Regions from separate parts of the Homo sapiens genome. Here region 1 is linked to region 2. Evidence: read pairs that join two places in POLR2A ChIA-PET (ENCODE). Cell type or tissue: PC-3. All regions are shown on one strand. Links, peaks and the distances in the headings refer to the core of each region. The heading gives the core; the rest is flanking DNA.

Region 1 (4,405 bases), core at 70-4,069, 390 kb after region 2:
TTATGGAAGAGACTATTTTTCCCCCATTGTGTAGTTTTGGCACCTTTATCAGAGGTCATTTATTCATACATGTCTGGGTTTACTTCTGGGCTCTGTATTCTGTCTGTTTTTATGCCAGTACCATGCTGTTTTTACTACTGTATATTTATAATATATTTTGAAGTCAGATAGTATGAGGCTTCCAGCTTTATTCTTCTTTCTCAAGATTGTTTTGGCTGTTTGGGGCCATTTGTGCTTCTTTATAAATTTTGAATTGTTTTTCTAATTCTGCTAATAATGCCACTGAGATTTTGTTAGGGATTCTATTGAATCTGTAGATTGCTTTGGATAGTGTGGACATTTTAACAATATTAAGTCTTCTAGTCTATGAATGAGATGTCTTTCCATTTATTTATGTCTTCTTTAATTTTTTTCAGCAAGGTTTTGTGATTTCAAGTGTACATGTCTTTAATTTTTTAAATTTAAGATTATTCCTAAGTATTTTATTCTTTCTGATGCTATTGTAAATAGAATTGTTTTCTTATTTTTCAGGTGATTTATTGTTAGTATATAATTATGCACGTGACTTTTGTAGTTGATTTTGTATCCTGCAACTTTGTTGAATTCATTTATTAGCTATAACAGGTTTGTTTTTGTAGAATCTTTAGAGTTTTCTACAGATCAAGTCATCCGTGAACATAGATCATTTTACTTCTTCCTTTCTGATATGGACATTTTAATTTCTTTTTCTTGTCTAATTTCTCTGGCTAGGACTTCCCATACTGTTTTATAGAAGTGGATAAAATGGATATTCTTGCCTTGTTCCAGATCTTAGAGGAAAAGCTTTCAGTTTTTCATCATTGAGTACAATGTTAGCTGTGTACTTTTCCATACATGCCTGTATAATGTTGAGACCATTTTCTTGTATTCCTAGAATGTCAAGTATTTTTTATCAAAAAAGTGTGTTGGATTTTGTCAAATGCTTTTTCTGCATCTATTGAGATGATCATGTAATTTTTATCCTTCTGCCTGTGAATGTGATATATCACAATGATTGGTTTTTGAATGTTAAACTATCCTTGTATCATAGTAATTTCTTTTAGACCTTTTTATTTCTAAGTCATTAGTTATAATGTCTCCTTTTTCATTTCTGATTTTTGTTTTGTTTTTCTCTTAGCTGCTCTAGTTAAAGGTTTGCCAATTTTGTTGATCTTTTCAAATACCAATTTGTATTGATTTTTAAATGGTCTATTCTCTATTTTGTTTATTACTGCTCCAATGTTTATGTCTTTTTTCTGTTGACTTTCAGCGTAGTTTTTTCTTCTTTCCTTCTAGTTCCTGAAGGTGTAAAGTCAGGTTGTTTATTTGAGATTTCTCTCTCTCTTTTTTTTTTTTAAATGTCAGTATTTATCTCTGTAAACTTCTCTTTTAGGACTGCTTTGCTGCATCCTATAAGTTTTGGTATGCTGTGTTTTCATTTTTATGTCAAGATATTTGCTAATTTCCCTCTTAGTTTCTTCTTTGACCCAATGGTTGGTGTTGTTTAATTTCCATCTGCAGATGAACCACATAAGAATGTTTTGGGCAATGATGGATCGCATATATGACAGTGGTCTCATATTACAATGGAGCTGAAAAATTCCTATTGTCTAGTGACTTTGTAGCCATCTAATGTCACATCGTAATGCATTACTCATGTGTTTGTGGTGATGCTGGTGTAAACAAACCTATGCATTACCAATCATATAAAAGTATAGTACATGCAATTATGTGTAGTACATAAAGTTGATAATGATGATAAAAGATTTCCTATACTATACTTTTTATCATTATATTAGAGTATACTTCTACATATATTTTTTAAAAGTTAGCTAACTGTAAAACAGCCTCAGGCAGTTCATTCAGGAGGTGTTCCAGAAGAAGGCATTGTGATCATAGGAGATGACAGCTCCATGTATGCTATTGCCCCTTCCAATGGGACAAGATATGGAGGCAGAAGACAGTGATTATTGATGATCTTCACCCTGTGACGACCTAGGCTAATGTTTGTGTTTGTGTCTTAGTTTTTAACAAAAAATTTTAAAAGTAAGAAAAAATAATTTTAAAAATAGAAAAAGCTTATAGAATAGGGATATAAAAATTTTTGTATTTTTAGTAGAGATAGGATTTCACCATCTTGTCCAGGCTGGTTTCAAACTCCTGACCTCGTGATCCACCCGCCTTGGCCTCCCAAAGTGCTGGGATTACAGGCGTGAGCCACCATGCCTGGCCTACGATGTAAAAATTTTTGTACAGCTGTACAATGTTTTATGTTTCAAGCTAAGTGTTATTACAAAACAGTCAAGAAGTTGAAAAATTAAAAGTATATAAAGTAAAAAAGTTATAGTAAGCTAAGTTTAATTTATTATTAAAGAAATTTTTAAAAATAAATGTATTGTAGCCTAAGTGCACAGTGTTTATAAAGTTTACAGTAGTGTACAGTAATGTCCCAGGCCTTCACATTCACTCACCATTTACTTACTGACTTACCCAGAGAAACTCCTAGTTCTGCAAGCTCCATACATGATGAGTGCCCTAAACAAGTGAACCATTTTATATCTTTTATGCCATATGTTTACTGTTTCTATGTTTAAATATGTTTATATACACAAATACTTACCATTGTATTCCAGTTGCCTATAGTATTCAGTATAGTAGCATGCTGTACAGGTTTGTAGCATAGGAACAATAGGCTATCCAATATAGCCCAGGTGTATAGTAGGCTATACCATTCTAGGTTTGTAGAAGTACACTCTATGATGTTTGCACAATGACGAAATCACCTAACAACACATTTCTCAGAATTTGTCTCCATTGTTAAGTGATAAATGAGTGTATTTGTGAATTTTTCAGATTTCATTACATTATTGATAGCTAGTCTCATTCTATTGTGGTCAGAAAGATGCTTGGGGTGATTTCAATCTTAAATTTGTTAAGACTTGTTTTATGACCTAATATGTGAACTATCCTGGAGAATATTTTGTGTGCCCTTGAGAAGAATGTGTGTTCTGATGTGTTGGGTAGAATGTTCTGTGTGTGTTTGTTAGGTCCATATGGTCTATAGTATGGTTCAAGTCAGTTTCTTAAATTGATTTTCTGTCTGGATGTTCTATCCATTATTGAAAATAGGGTATCAAAATATCTTACTATTATTGTGTTGCTATCTATTTCTCCCTTAAATTATGTCAATGTTTGCTTCATACATTTGGGTTCTCCAATGTTGGGTGCATATATTTCTAATTGTTATATCTTCCTGATAAATTGAGCCCTTTTATCATTATATAGTCTCATCTTTTGTCTCTTGTAACAGTTTGTTTTGCTTTTAGATGCATATGAAATTATTTTTACTACAAACAAGATGTAGTCAAACCTGCTTTAGGAAGCTTCAGTCATTGTCTAACACAGATGTTCCAGGTGATTGCCCATTCTGTCAGACTCAAGGAGGTTCTCTCTTTTCATGTGGCCATCTATCAGCCTGTTTATAGTTTTCTCTTCTTGATAGCATCATCTACTGTGTCCTTGTCAAAACCTTTCCAGGTTTGGGTTTGTGTATTTTCCCAAGCCTCTCATTTCTTGGACAATTTCTTTCATCATTGTCAGTCAAATCTGGCATGGTCAGATTATCTCCACTAAGCTCTGGAATGAGGAAACCTTTTTGTTTAACACATCCTAAGAAGGATTCTCCAATTCTACCTGGACATATGGAACAGTTCAACCCCCTATACATTAGGGGAAACCTATGTATCCAGTGATTAATATAATCATGAAAAGAAATAAAGTATCCAGTTATTAATACAATCATGAAAAGAAAATGAAAAGGACTTTCTTAGAAGATGGACCTAAGTGATCCTTATCTATTCACTTTCTGATCCATTTCCTCACAACCATATCTAAAAAAGAAGATAGTAGATGGCAAAGATATAAAATTGTCTCCCAATTGTTGTTCCAAACTCCCCCGCCCACTGCGAGTGCATCATCATTCAGTTGCTTTTAATATTGTATTGAACTTCACATTCACCTTTGTTTTATGCAGGTTTAACATAATTATATTAAGGATACTAAGCTTTCTTTAGCCAAAAGTATGAACATTTTATATCAATAACAATATTTCTGCTATATTTTTCTACCAAATTATAGTTTAACTGGTGATGTGGTAGAACCACACATAAAAAAGCAGACCATATACATAAATATTTCAAACACAGGATATGATGCTTATTCAGAAGTTTACAGAATATTAATGATGCAAAGCAGAAGTTGAATTTAATCTAAACATTGAAGGATACTATAATGTGGTTCAAGAATGAGGAAAGGTTTAGATGATTTAGATAAGGGTAGGGCATGAACAAAGTTCCTAAAGCAGAAGTGAGCATATGCTGTGTGTGGA
Region 2 (4,405 bases), core at 177-4,176:
AAGAGACAGGTGTCCATACTGTCATAAATGAGCTCTAGTCTTTTTCATCTTGGAATTATTTCATTTTACGAAATTTGTCATATGTAAAATACCTCAGTTTTAAAATAGCCTAATATAGGTTAATGGTTAGCCTGTATTAGGTTATTCAAAAATATTCAGAATACTCTCCCTCTCTTTTGTCCATCTGAAATGTATCTATCATAGATGTAAAACCTTTTGCAAATTTTTCTCATAAGATACATTTGACAAATTGTATACATCCTCAAAGAACAGAATTCTAGCCTGTGAGGGGAAAAGAAGAAAGCCATAGTAAAGATGATACTAAATGCAACACAGTGGCCTGGACTGAAGGATCTTGAAACAGAAAAAGTACAACTGATGAAATCCAAATAAAGTGTATAGTCCATTAATAGCATTGCACTAATGTTAATTTCTAATTTTTTGAAACCATGGTTATGTAACATTTTAGTATTAGAGGACACTGGGTGAAGGGTATACAGGAACTCCATCTTTGCAACTTGTCTGTAAATCTAAAATTATAACAAAATGTAAAGTTTTAAAGATGACAACTGCAATAATTAGATCTGTTGAGTATATGTCTAGACAACACTCAAACAAGGAGTGAGGAGGGGTAGGAAAAGGAAAACAGCCAGACACGTGATTCAAGCTTCTCAAAGTTGTGATTAATCTTCCTGCCTGTTCTCAGGGCAGTTGGCGCTCAGGGTTCTATTTGGCTCGTTCAAAGCTCTACAGAATGCAACTTTTTTTTCCCCCTTAAAACCTCAAAGGAAATGACTTCCTTTTCCCTAAGTTTTCTTTTCTTTCTTGTAACACAAAGCAACTAGCACTGACAGTGCAAGTTATAAAAGATGCAACTGCTCAGGTTCCAGGGATAAAAGAAGAACTCTGAACTGTTTTACAATTCTACCAAATAAAGCATCTCCTATTTGGTGGGGGGGGGGGGGGGGGGGGAGCAGAGAAACCAGAGGAACCAGAATCAGTAGCTACTTATTTCATCTATAGTATTTAGTAAAGTTCATCTATATGGATTTAGTAAAGTTCATCTATATGCTAAAGAAGTCAACAGCAATCAACTCTATAGAACGTTTGTTGTAATCTTCTCTTCTCCATATTATTAGTCTGTGCTATTCTAGTGTTATTACTCTCAGGTGTCTCAACTCACCTGCCAAAAAATTCTTAGCCCCTCCAGCTTTCCTAAGAGACACAGGAAAATCATTTAACTCAGATAACAGAAGGAGGCACTCAGTCTCTCTCAAAGAAACATTTCTGCTTGTCAGTTGCTTGCTGTGAAAATTAATTACAAAGAATAGGAAAAATCAGATCAAATTTCTTATGCAATATGTTAGTGCAGTATGCATCCTTAATTTGGACTAAAAAAGTTGAAATTTAAAAAATACTTCAAGAAAAATTCTGTCTACTGTCAAGGACAAAATATTACTGATACTTATTACTGGATGTTTCATTAAATAGTCCATTGAGTCGGGTGCAGTGGCTCATGCCCGTAATCCCAGTGACTCTGGAGGCTGAGGCAGAATGATCATTTGAGGCCAGGAGTTTGAGACCAGCCTGGGCAACATACCAAGACCCCCGCCTCAACAAAAAAATTTTAAAAAGTAGCTAGTTGTGGTGGCACAGGCCTGCAGTCCCAGCTACTCAGAAAGCTGAGACAGGAGGATCCACTGAGCCTATGAGTTTGAAGCTGAAGGGAGTTATTATCACACCACTGTACTCCAGCCTGGGCGATGAAAAAGACTTTGTCTAAAAAAAAAAAAAAAACCAAAAAACCACCAACAAACGAACACTCCATTGAATAAGAAATTGATAACAGTAACACCCTGTTTTGGAAAAGTGTTATGTGAGAGTGGGAAAACAAGTACTCTCAATACTGTTGACAGAGATTTAAATTAGCACTACCTAGTCCTAGAAGAAAATTTGGCATTTTTAACCATTCTCCTCTGCAAAATGCAGGCAGATCTTATGTTGTGCTTAGCTTTATGGTGCTTCACAGATACTGCATTTTGTACAAACTGAAAAGCTGTGACACCTCTGTGGAGCATGTCTCTATCAGCACCATTTTTCCAACAGCATGTGCTCACTTTGTCTGTGTGTCACATTTTGGTAACTCTTCAATATTTCATACTTTTTCTTTACTATATCTGTTACAGTGATCTGTAATCAGTAATCTTTGATTTTACTATTTTAGAATTACAATAGTGTAAATTCTAAAATAAAATAGTAAAATCAAAGATTTGTTGATGGGAGTACCATCAACCTTGCCCACAGACGATAGTAAAGAGTGTTCAAGTGAAAGGAAGAGTCACGTTTCTCTCACTTTAAACAAAAAGCTGGAAATGATTAAATTTAGTGAGAAAGGCACATCAAAAGCCAAGACAGGTAGAAAGCTAATCCTCATGCACCAAAAGTCAAGTTCTGAATGCAAAGGAAAAGTTCTTGAAGAATATTACAAGTGCTACTCCAGTGAACACACAAATGAATAACATTGCTGATATGGAGAAAGTTTGAGTGGTCTGAATAGAAGATCAAACCAGCCACAACATTCCCTTAATTAAGCCAAAAGCCTAATCCACAGCAAGGCCCCAACTCTCTTCAATTCTATGAAGGCTAAGAGGTGAGGAAGCTGAAGAAAATTTGACTCTAGCAGAAGTTGGTTCATGAGGTTAAAGCTGTTGCCATAACATAAAAGTTTACATGAAGCAACAAGTGCCGATGTAGAAGCTGCAGCAAGTTATCCAGAAGATCTAAGATCACTGATGGTGGCTACACCAAACAACAGATTTTTGGTGTAGATAAAACAACCTTCTGGAAGAATATGCCATCTAGGCCTTTCATAGCCAGAGAAGGTTAAGTCAATATCTGGCTTTAAAGCTTCAAAAGACAGGCTGACTCTTTTGCTAGTGTCTAATGCAACTGGTGACTGTAAGTTAAAGTCAATGCTCATTGGCCATTCCAAAAATCCAAGAGCCCTTAAGAATTATTCCAAATTTATTCTGCCTGTGTTCTATAAATGGAACAATAAAGCCCAGAAGACATCACATCTGTTTACAGCATGGTTTACTAAATATTTTAACCCCATCTTTGAGACCTACTGGTCTGAAAAAAAGATTCCTTTCAAAATACTACTGCTCCTTGACATGGTACCTAGTTATCCAAGAGCTCTGATGGAGACATAGAAGAAAATTAATGTTGTTTTCATGCCTGCTAACACAACATCTATTCTCCAGCCCCATGGATCAAGGAGTAATTTTGACTATCAAGTCTTAGTATTTAAGAAATACATTTCATAAGGCTGTCAGACAGTGATTCCTCTGATGGATCTGGATGAAGTAAACTGAGAACCTTCTGGAAAGGTCTCACCATTCTAGATGCCATTAAGAACATACATGATTCATGGGAGGTAGAAATATTAACATTGACAAGGTGTTTGGAAGAAGTTTATTCCAACCCTCATGGATAACTTTGAGGGGTTTAAGACTTCAGTGGAGGAAATCCCACAGATGTGGTGAAAACAAAAAGAGAACTAGAATTGGAAGTAGAGCCTGAAGATGTGACTGGATTGCTGTAATCTCATGACACAACTTGAAAAGATGAGGAGTTGCTTCTTATGGGTGAGCAGAGAGAGTGATTTCCTGAGATCCAATTTGCTCCTGGCGAAGACGCTGTGAACACTGTTGAAATGACAACAAAAGATCTAGAATATTACATCAACTTAGCTGACAAAGCAGTAACAGGATTTGAGACAGCTGACTCTAATTTTGAAAGAAGTTTTACTGTGGGTAAAACGCTATCAAGCAGCATTACACGTACAGATAAATCTTTCATGAAAAGAAGAGTCAATTGATGCTGCAAACTTCATTGTTGTCTTATTTTAAGAAATTGCCACAGCCACCTCAACCTTCAACAGTCACCCCCTGGTCTGTCAACAACACTTAGGCAAGACCCTTCACCAGCAAAAAAATGACAACTCGCCGAAGGTTCAGATAATCCTTGGCATATTTTTAAGCAATAATGTATTTTTTAATTAAGGTATATACATTGTATTTTTAGACACAATGGTACCGCACACTTAACAGACTACAGCATAATGTAAATATAACTTTTATATGCACTGGAAAACCACAAAATTTGTGACTCATTTTATTGCAATATTCGCTTTATCGCAGTGATCTGGAACCAAACTTGCAATATCTCCAAGGTACGCCTGTACTCTCTTTCCCTGGCTCTTTTTTCGTCTTCATTTTACAACTCTGTCTTCCTTTGCTGATTTCTAAATGCTGTTTAGGCCTTGGAATTCTGTCCAAGGCCATTTTCTTTTTAATGAGATAAACTTTCTTCCCAGAAGATCTACATGCTGATAACTTGCAAG

The links. ChIA-PET counts read pairs that join two places held together with the same protein. Peaks named below come from ENCODE experiments on the same cell type or tissue, not always from the same donor. Only the 100,000 strongest peaks of a DNase experiment are listed, where the experiment ranks them.
Region 1: POLR2A ChIA-PET joins it to region 2 with 14 read pairs; 1 of 35 experiments calls an interaction of 5 or more read pairs at or near these places.

Annotation. Positions count from the first base shown.
Region 1 is chr14:70,527,846-70,532,250 of GRCh38, reverse strand. The region is part of intron 1 of ADAM20 (ADAM metallopeptidase domain 20); the gene reads left to right. All of the region lies in intron 1 of LOC105370556 (a long non-coding RNA gene), which reads right to left. Among named protein-coding and RNA genes, the nearest start is that of ADAM20, 5.0 kb to the left of the region's middle. In PC-3, for the core only: no CTCF peak of the experiment used is centred there; a DNase peak (open chromatin) is centred at 1,630.
Region 2 is chr14:70,916,277-70,920,681 of GRCh38, reverse strand. The region is part of intron 1 of PCNX1 (pecanex 1); the gene reads right to left. Among named protein-coding and RNA genes, the nearest start is that of PCNX1, 11 kb to the right of the region's middle. In PC-3, for the core only: no CTCF peak of the experiment used is centred there; no DNase peak of the experiment used is centred there.